Linked DNA regions of Homo sapiens: region 1 is linked to region 2. A link is a loop called in an ENCODE intact Hi-C map of the cell type or tissue named here. Cell type or tissue: Caco-2. All regions are shown on one strand. Each heading gives the region's core, and the rest is flanking DNA. Links, peaks and the distances in the headings are about the cores only. Region 1 has its middle 120 kb from the start of LINC00423. Region 2 holds the start of LINC00423 (long intergenic non-protein coding RNA 423).

Region 1 (5,390 bases), core at 66-5,065, 120 kb after region 2:
ATGCTCTAGTGTGACTGGTTTTCTCAGTCTTGTTACTATAAAGATATGTATGCTTTGTGGGCTCAAGAATCAGAAAGATCTAAATCCAAATTCTGGCTCTGACCCAAGCCGTGTGAACATGGCAAGTTACTCTCCAAGTCTTGGTTCCTTTATCCGTAAAATGGTGATAAACATACCTCATAGGATTGTTGTAAAGAGTAATTAAGCGACACATATAAAATGCTTACTCTAGTGATCAGTTCACAGCAAGTACTCAATTAAACTATTACTATTCGTTTCTCATGGTGCTATAGGAATTCCGGTTGAAGCGAACCACTATCACTATATGGTCAGAAAAAAATATAATGGGACAAACAACCCCTAGGCTAGGACTTAAAGCAGAAGGGATATTTGCACAGGCAGCAGAGACCAATGCTTCTCAAGTTTTAAGGTGAATTTCAATTATCCAGGGATCTTACTGAAAAGCAGATTCTCAGGAGGTCTGGGGTGGGCTGTGAGATTCTGCATTCTTAACAAGCTCCCAGGTGATGCCCATCCTGCTGCTTGACCCACACTTTGAATACAAAGGGTCTAGATCACTGACAAGCAGAATGATGTAAGCCAGGACTAAGGGTGTAGATATACAGTGTGTTGAACGACAGGTACAGTCAGTCTGGCAGAAGTAAAGTTAACAGAAAATACCATGAAAAAGTTTGGAAAGTAGGATGAAGCCATATTCTGGCAGGCTGTGAAAGGCTTGTTGATTTTATACTTCATTGTGTAGTAGACAGCTGTGAGCGGGAGAACAATAGCTTGGTGGAGGTCAGGGAGGGTGGCTCACACCTGTAATCCCAACACTTTGGGAAGCTGAGGCAGGACTGCTTGAGTCCAGGAGTTCGAGAACAGCCTGGGCAACATAGTGAGACCTAGTCTCTACAAAAAGTACTGAAAAATTAGCCAGGTGTGGTGGCACACACCTGTAGTCCCAGCTACTTGGGAGATGGAGGTGGGAGGATTGCTTGAGCCCGGGAGTGCAAGGCTGCACTGAGCTGTGATCGCGCCTCTGCACTCCAGCCTGGGTGACAGAGCAAGACCTTGTCTCTAAAAAGAGAAAAGAATAACCTGGTAAGACAGCATCTTCACACACTCTGGTATTTATCTGTACAACACATCTGAACAAACAGGGGCTGAAGATGAAGAGGTCCGAGCAAGACTGCTCCAGTCAGGGTCCTTTCATCTGGGAGAAAGTGAAATCCCTTCAAACCAGTTTGAATAACAGGAAGTGGGGAGGTGGTTACTGCAAGGCCACAGTGCTCAGAAGGTGCAGGGGTGGATTCAGATCGAGGCCACCTCTTTCTCACGTAATCTCTAGGGACTTCTCTTCTTCTTTCCACACATCTGCTCACCCACCTTTGTCCTGCAGCAGGCTTTCCCTTAAATTCCTCTCACATATGGCCCAGAGTAGCCCGTGGATTTTTTATTTACTCTCCATGACTCACTGGAAACTTGTCTGTGTCTTTTAATTCAAATTCCTACAAGAAAATACAAACAGGTCACACAATACATAGGTCATTGTGAACGGGCTACTCTTCTCTGTGAGGTAGGATCAGAGGGAAGACAAGATCATGCAACTCAGTAGAGGCAATGTGCCACAGCAGATTAAAAAGGCTGTGGGCAGGTACCCCAATACATGTATGTTTAATGGGAAAAAATGTTCAAGTATAGTTTATCCTTAAAAAAAAAAAAAAAAGGCATCTCCTTGTTCCTCCTCATCCAGACTTCTCCAAATCAGCCTCCACTATCTCCACTTCCTGAACTCACATTTGCTCACCCCACTGCAGTCTGGCTTCTGCCTTCTTTTCCCCCACCCCAATAGTGCCCTAAGTCTGCACTATCAGAAGTCACCTGTGATTTCACAAGTCACTAAATACCAAAAACACTAACGTCAGTGTCTCTGTGGCTCCAATTCTGCCTTGTGTCAATAAGTACAGGGAATCTAGTTTCTCCACCAATATGCCCAAACAAATCCAATCACATCAAATATATCAGTTTGAATGAGGTAGTAATAAGGTGAGATTACACAATGAACATAATTTCATTTGACAAATTCTTTCCTCTGACATTTGCCTTTACTCAGTTTGTTCCTCTCCATATTCACCAAGGACAGCTCCTAGCCCCTCTGAAAGCTTGAAGCCAGCTGATCCCCAGAATCAAGGTTCAGTATTCTCCAACTTGAATGGTGATCTCACAAGAGGGAGTTCTCATCCCATACTCCTACTAGTGGAGAAGTGTCACCTTGCGGTTTCTTCCTGCACCATCTGCCAGATATGCGTGACTGTCCACTGTCCAATCATCTGAAGGTTCCTGTAGGCTGGGGGCTATCGTCCCATGAACAAGGTGAACAGAGATCCCCAGGAGCCAGCTTAGGCTCCAGTCCCACTGAGATCTAGGCGCAGGCTGATTCCCACAGAGGTCAGCTATGAGTTAAGTACAGCTCATAACTTCTTGGAGAATTCAGAGTCCAACCGTATTTAGGGAAGACTATTTATTCTCCTATTACGGTTTAGATTTGTTTTCTGGTAATAACAGGTATCCCTCAGTTAATGGCAACTCCTCTCTCCAGTGCTTGGGCCAGGTGCTTTCTCTCACAGTTCATACCCAATATATCAGCAAATTCTGTTGGCTGTACCTTTAGTATATATCCAGAACCCAACCACTTTTCACTACATCCATTACTACCATCCCATCCATCAAGGCCATTCCAGTCACAGATAACCCAGATTAGCACAACCGCTTCCTTGTCTGCCTCAGCCCTCCCCCCTCACACTAGCCAGAGGATCGTTTTAAAATGGAAGTCAGAGTATATGACTCCTCTCTTCAAAACCTCAGGTGGCTTCCCATCTCACTCAAAAGCCCTATGGCTTTTGCTTACAGTCCTTGTAATAGTCCACAAGGTCCTACATCTGTGCTTCCACGCCCCTGACTTCATATAAAGCTCTTCCATCTTTACTCCATTCTAGCCACACTGGCCATCTTGGAAAATACTAGCAATGGCTAATATTTTTTGAGCACTTACTCTGTGCCATGTACTTCTTTAAATTTACTTAATCCTTCAGAACTGAGACTCTGAGAGGTTATACAACTTGCTCAAGGTTACACAACTGGTAAGCAGCAAAACTGAGGATGAAACCCAGAGTATGGCTGCAAAGCCACAGTCTCAGCCATATATATAGTATAGCTATATACTGCCTTTAATACGTATTTTTATTAGAGCTACTTTCTAAATATTTGTCATTTTTTCCCTTGATCTGAGAATATTTTTTAAAATTCCAGGTAATTAGATATTTCATTTTAATTCATTTTTAATTTTGTAATTTGAGATTCTTTTGGCTTGATAGCCAATTTCCATACGACTCAGTTTCTTGACAAGGTGTATTGTTTCAAAATTACAATATTTAACATCTCTATTAGATCTACCTTATTTTAATCCCTTATATACTTTGATATGTGACTTTCTGCACAATCAGTTTTCATCTTTATCTCATCATTAGTTCTTTGAGCTCTTTTTCAGAATTCAAGTTCTCTAATTTATTTGCGAGTATGGAGAATGTCTGAAGTCTTTCCTGGGATATTCTTTTGATAGCTGTTTTTTTCTTTTGTAGGAGGGCAGAGATGTTGGGTTGTGGTAACTATTCATAGTTCCCCTGCTGATTCCTTTTTGCCACTAGTCGCCTTCTGAGGATGGCAGGTCTATCTAGGCCCTCTGTTTACAAAATCCATGACATTGTAAGAGATTGGCCACCTGAAACAGCTGGTAGCTTCAACTTGAGTTTCATGATACAATCTCACTGAGGAGTAGGGGGCAGATCCCATCCTTAGTTTTTGCCTTGCCTCTGTAGAGTATGAGGTAGGCATGGCTGACAGTGAAGCCTGTCATGGGTTCTCTAGAGACCCATCTGTTGTTTCTCTCAGCTGAATTCAGTCTCCACCTGCAAGTGGATTGTGCAGCTGTATTTTCCTTGGTGATTTCTCACTTCAGGATTTGAAGGCTAGAATGCAGAAAGTGCAGTGTTTCAATGAGATTTCTCATCAATTCCACACCCTTGTCACTTAAGATGAATGAACTGAGTTACTGCAGGGGTGTCCAAAATGTGTCTTGGGCCCAGTGGAAGCCCTTTAATCATCTTTGTCACACCTACCAGAGGATCTTCGAGTGTGTTTTTCAGGGTGGTGACGCTTTCAGAGAATTCATTCTCGAGCTTCAGAAGTCTATCCCAATTTATTTTGGTTTTAGTCCAAAAATATTTGGTGGATATTCTTCCTACTTTGTGGTATAAACTTAGGCTTTCTCCCCACTCCCCCTTAACTGAAGTTTCCTAGTTATTTAAATCCTCCTGTTTTCAACAGTTGCAATAGCATGGAAAGTAAAATGTCTTCTGGTTTAAAAAGTGAAATAATCAGGACTCCTTGATAGTCTATATCCCAGGTAATTGAAAAAATGATGTATCACAATGATGATGGTGGGTAGAAGGGCTGTAGTGGGAACAGAAAAGGATGATGAAGTCACAGGAAATACAAATAATCAGTAATTAGTCCAGGCACAGTGGCTCATGTCTGTAATCCCAGCATTTTGGGAGACCGAGGCAGGAGGATGGCTCAAAGTCAGGAGTTTGAGACCTGCCTGGGAAACACAGGGAGACCCTGTGTCTATGAAAAATATTTTTAAAAATTAGTTGGGCATGGTGGTATGCACCTGAAGTTCTAGTTACTCGGGAGGGTGAGGCAGGAAGATCGCTTGAACCTAGGCGTTCAAGGTTGCAGTGAGGTATGATCATATCACTGTACTCAAGTCTCGGTGACAGAACAAGACACTGTCTCTAAAAAATAAAAATAAGTAAAACAAATAATCAGTCACCAGAGATCATAATTAAAGTCCAGAAGTCAGTAAGGGACACAGACTGGGAATTACTCATCAGAGCTGAAGCTGCAAATAATTTGTCGCACAAATAAAGTTTATTTTTTCTCAGAGTCACAGTATTTAGTCTTATCTACAGTGTAATCAAGTTGGGCCATTTAAAATGATAAGCTCTAGTTTAAGAGGTCAAAAGCAGCAAGTAAGGCAAGAAGACACAGAGCTTGGTCTCAGAATCAGGTCTGGATGAGATTACAGCCTAAGACATAATAAATAGGAATCAAAACAAAACCAGTTGGCAAGATGAACTGCAGTTTAGGCAATGGGCAAAGGTCCGATATTTGAGAGCCCATAAGAAGTGGATACTGGAAGATGGTAACATGGCTTGGATATTCTCCACCTCTGACTCATATAAATTTCAGTGAGATATATCTATAGCTACATATCTGTATCATATCTCTGCAGTTAATGTTTTCTTTAAATACCAACTATTACCCTC
Region 2 (5,390 bases), core at 183-5,182:
GAGCGAGGAGGCAGCCTGGGACTGTGACATGGGCCAAGGTAAGGGTAGTGTGGGAGACAGTCAAGCCTCCGATTACAGGTGCCATTTCCCAGGGGTCACCTTAGTCATCAGCCCAGACCCCAGGGCCAGGGCACACTGTGAACCCATTTTCAACTGTCTGCCTCCAGTTCTCAAGAGCAGAACAAAACCATTAGTGTTTAATATTTAAACAAAAACCTTTTATTATTAGTCACTTTAAGCCCGAGTGATGATTATTAAAACATAATGGATAGGGTCTTATTTTTAAAGCTTGATTTTTAATGACGGAGATAGAAATCAGAACTAAAAAAAGATTGAGCTCCCTTGTTCTCTAGAGAGTGTTCTTTCTTCAGGTCAGAGCCTTGGGGAGATTTCCTGGCTCCTCTAAAAGCTGGAGCTGCCTTTCTCACCCCAGAAATCTGTCTCTTTACATATGTAGGCAGAAGAGTGTCCCCAGGAAGAACCTGGACACTTCCCACATGGCACACTAGGCTGACTTCCCACATGTGGGAACTTAGGGCCACGGCCAAGGTAAGAAGCCAGTGCTGCTACCAGCCGCCAGCCACAGCTCCTGAGCCCTCGGCCATGGGACATCTGACCTGCCCTGTGGCAGACGACTCCAGGTACAGGGTCCCAGGTATTTGGAATAAGCTTATATTTTTATGGCTGGTCACTTCTGGGGGGTTTTGTGAAGTTGGTTGATTCTTCTTTATTTACTAGGACAACAGAGCCTGCTCCACACACTGGAACCAGAGGTGGATGAGGACTGAAGGAGGAAGAGGAGAAGGCAGAGGGCCTGGCCCAGCCTCTTCACTCCGCCGACCCTTGCAGGTGTCAGTTCAAAGTCCTGAGTGGAGCTCCCGGATGACTGCACAACCAGGGGCCAAGCAGATTAGCCGACTCCAGTGGAGCAGGCTAGAGACCTATAACTGGGAGTGGGGGAATCCCTTGAATTATAAAATCAAAAAATATAAAATTCCAGGCCAGGCATGGTGCCTCATGCCTGTAATCCCAACACTTTAGGAGGCCAAAGTAGGAGAACTGCTTGAGCTCAGGAATTTGAGACCAGCCTGGGCAACCCCATCTCTACCAAATAGATAATATATGTAATATATGTATAACTTATACATATAAATATTATATATATGTTATAACTGTACTCCTAGGAGTTATATATATTACATATAGTTTTATATATATATATTTCTATATATAGAGCTACATATATATTTTATGTATAATAGTTTATATATTATATATAACTCCTAGGAATATAGTTATAACATATGTACAGTTGTTATAACATATATACAGGAATACAGCTATAACATATATAAATATATAACATATATTACTATATATGTTATCTATCTGTAAATATTATCTATATATTACTATATATGTTATCTATCTGTAAATATTATCTATATAGAGCTATATGTGTGTAACTGTATTTTATATATATGCATAACTCCTAGGAATACATTTATAACACATATGTATAAATATAATATATAGTTTTATATATATATAACTGCTAGGAATACAGTTTAATAAGTCATGTGCATGACATGTGAAGAAAATAAGAAAATTCTATTGAGAAACATAAGATGTTTGACTGCAGGGAAAACTACATCCTCTTTTTTAACATGTACTATATATTGTAAAAATAACAATTCTTTGAAATAAAACTAAATTTAATGCAAATCCAAATCAAAAATCATTTGGGACTTTTTTCTTTGTTATGGAAAAAAATTTATTTCAAATTTCTTCTGAATGAATAAGCATGCATAAATAGCCAGGCAAATTAATGAGAGAGCATTTGTCCTATTGGATATTATAAGCATACAAGTATAAACATTAAACCATTATATAATAACAGAAAGCCCAATAGCACAGAATCCATAATTCAGAAACAGACTCATGTGTGTGTGAGAACTTGATATATGATCAAGGTGGACTATCAACAAAATGGGTTGGATAAACTGACTAATCATTTGGAAAAAATAGAAATAACAAATCTCTATGCCCAAATTAAGCTTCAGAAGGAGCAAATACCTAGACATAAAAATATACATTTTTATTAAAGTACTGAAATAAAACTTAGGTAATTGATTTATAATCTTAGCACACAACTTTTTAGATGGTCACTTGACCCTATGTATTAGTATTTTAAAGTTTGAATCAACAATTCCATTCGTGGGATTTTTTTTCCCCCGAAGCCATAATGGGTCAAGGTGACAGAGAAAGATATACAAGTCTGGTCATTAAGCATTTTTGTAATGGTGAAAAATTGGAAACAACTTAAATGTTGATTAAATAAATTATAGCATACCCATACAATGAAACCCAAACAGCCAATTAGAATAATGATATATCACCACACTGATACTCCATTGCCTGAGCACTGTTGGTAGGAAAGCCTGCTCCTGTTACAGCCCTGACAGCAGTTTATGTCTATGCCTGCTGATCCATCCTCACCAACACCAGGGGGTGTTGTTCACATGCTTGTTATCTAGAGCTGTCCTTTCTGCCCATCAACAGACAGTTCTGCCCATGGGCACAGGCAATTGGTCTCAACTGCGCATGGTTTGCCCTGTAATGCCCTCCAAATGACCAGCTGAAAAGATTGATAGTCTAGAGCAGAGGACCTGCGGCACCTGATCCACAGACCAGACAGTTAGGAGGCTTCTTTGTCCTCCCAGAAGTGCAGGCAAAGTTTTGGTGTTCATCAAATGAGTGATCAATGACAGGTTATCACACCTACTGCAAAAATATATGGCACTTCCCTCTCCACCTCCACAGTGGGCTGTGAAAATTAATTGAGTTCAGGCTGTGAAAAACTTAAGCTGCTACATGAAATGCAAAATCATTAAGCTTCAGAGATTGTAACATTCTGCTTGTGGCCTTGGGACTGAAACACCAGATGTCATGCCCAATAATGACTTCACTTTTCATCCAACTTCAACAACTCAAGATTGAGCGCATTTTGGGTTTTGACCTTGCACTGCTATACTGAGATTCAGCAGAAGTTAACTACCCGCAAGACTCCCTCCAGAGAACTGAGGCCTCAGGATCATCTTCAACACCTTCACCCAGAGTACGGAGACAAAACCCTTGCCACATAGACCTGCCACACCACAATACCAGGTGGAGATGCACCGTTGCTTGAGTTGGTGAGTGAGAAGGGCCATTGCTTGTGTTATCTGAGGGCTGTGGAGGAAAGAGAATTAGGTAAGTTCATTTAGAACTAACTAGAACACTTTTCAAAAAGATGTCTCAGTGTGGGGCATAGTTAAGACATATATTTCAGAGTAATCATCTCCAAATGAGTGATTTTTGTTTTCTTGCCTATTTCCTGATTTACTTGAGTTGTCCTGGCTCAAGGAATAAAGAAGGCATTTATACAATAAAAGTGGTGTGAGTCACCCTTTCTAACCTTTAAGATTGGTTTTCAAACTGTTAAAAATTCTTGTAGGTCCACCAAGAAAGTTGCCATAGAAGCCTGAAGTTACGACAGCTTATAAGGAAGTGGTTATCGATTATGACGGATGGAGAAAATGTAAGCTGCCTATGTTTCATTCAGACTCATACTAGCTCTGGTTAGAGAAATCAATTAAAAGGAGGAAAAGATGAGGAAGTTCTGCAAAAATAAATTCAAGGGTCAACTAGCAGTGGATAAAGACACAACTATGATCTCTGTGACTTCTTTCCTCTTTTATTTGACATTTTTTCACTTCCGCATGATAAAGAAAATAGAGACATGGCATGCTGGAAAGAAAACTAAAGCTATTTCTTTAATGAAGTCCACTAACCTCGGAAGGAAGACTGAAGTATTCTTGTGGCTTCAACAGACAAATGATAGTAGCTGCTAAGACAGAAACTGCTTGGAAAGACTATTGATTTTAGATTCAGAGAAAATGAATAAGGAAAAGTTTAAGATTGATGAGAAAGGTATACAATGTGCTACGAGAATTTTTTCTAAAAGTCACGTTTAAAAAAACGAGTTTATAGTGGATTTTAGGTTAAATTCCTTTAATAAAGGGTTACATGTTTCCTGACTATGTATAAGAAATTCATGAATGTGACTCTAAGAGACTTGAATAAAAGGACCCACATGTCTTTTGCCCTGTGATGGCCTGCCTAAATTGCAGGGCTATAAAAAGGAAAACCACCTTTAAAAGCTTCAACCCTAAGTTGACTTTATCTTATAGAAGAAAGAATTTCATGTGTATGCTAAATATATACATATAGCATATAATGTATATATAATTTCCTGATAAAATCTTCTGTTTTAGTGTACTTGCATCTGGGTACATAACCTCCCCACATCTCTTTGGTATTCTTATTTGTTCTGCTTTTCCATTTTACATATTTTCCCCAAGTGCCAAACATTAATAAAATTGCTAGCATTGATTATTTTTCCTTCACTAATACATCCCTTTGAGCCTATTTCCCCAGAAACAAATAACTAGAGACAACCTATCCTTTGCTGACACATGAAAATCCTATAATTGCAGACAGGAACAAAGATTCTAAAGGAAGTCTCTGTCTTCAGTTCTTAGATTATTGTCCCCCCATCTTCTAGCCCTCCCCTCATCCCCATTCATCTGACCCCTGTTCTGTTGTGACAGATTGTTATAATAATGACAGTGAATCATGGCTTTCTGGGTCTATGTCCCTTTGATCCTTCCATTAAAAGATGGAGTCTATTTCTCCACCTCTTGAATCTGGAAGGTCCTTGAAACCCACTTGGACCAATAGAATGTAGCAGAAGTAGCACCATGCAAGTTCTAGAGGCTAGGTCTTAGGACCCTGAGACCACCATGCTGTGAAGAAGTCCATTCTGGTCTATTGGAAGATAAGAGACTGTGTGAAAAAGAACAGAGACACCCCATCTCACAGTCAGCACCATCTGCTGACAGTAAGTGATACCATCTTAGACCCTCAGCCCCAAACTCCCAGGTGACGACAGCCAGTAAGTGAGCCCAGGCAAGACAAGTAACAGAACCACCCAGATTTCCAGCCCAAGGATCCTTAGAGATAATAAATCACTGTGCTTTTTAAGCCACTCAGTTTTAGGGTGGCTTGTTATACAGCAATTGATAACTGGTACATCCTCCAAGAAACTATGTCTTGCAGAAAGAGTTCTACAAAAGGATGAGAAATAAACCATAATTTAACCTCCTTCCTTTGATCTACTCCCACCCCGGGTGCACATTCTCCTGCAGCCTACATTCTGGAAACATGCCATTAAACATTCATTCTTTGGAGGAGCCTTTGTTCTGGCCTGTCTCTTAAATTATTGAAGAATTCCTCTTATGTTCATTTTTCTGCCTGTTAAAAACGTTTGAGGGAGGGAAGAAGTAAGA

The links. Peaks named below come from ENCODE experiments on the same cell type or tissue, not always from the same donor. Only the 100,000 strongest peaks of a DNase experiment are listed, where the experiment ranks them.
Region 1: a loop joins it to region 2, with 7 times the contacts of the local background. A loop is called at or near these places in 3 of 110 quality-filtered maps.

The regions. Positions count from the first base shown.
Region 1 is chr13:32,787,759-32,793,148 of GRCh38, reverse strand. No RefSeq gene overlaps it. Among named protein-coding and RNA genes, the nearest start is that of LINC00423, 120 kb to the left of the region's middle. In Caco-2, for the core only: a CTCF peak has its summit at 2,251; a DNase peak (open chromatin) is centred at 2,298.
Region 2 is chr13:32,908,827-32,914,216 of GRCh38, reverse strand. It overlaps LINC00423 (long intergenic non-protein coding RNA 423), which reads left to right and starts at 2,565. Exons shown (of 5, transcript NR_047020.1): 1 at 2,565-3,194; 2 at 3,497-3,580. In Caco-2, for the core only: a CTCF peak has its summit at 2,491 (motif pointing right); a DNase peak (open chromatin) is centred at 2,476.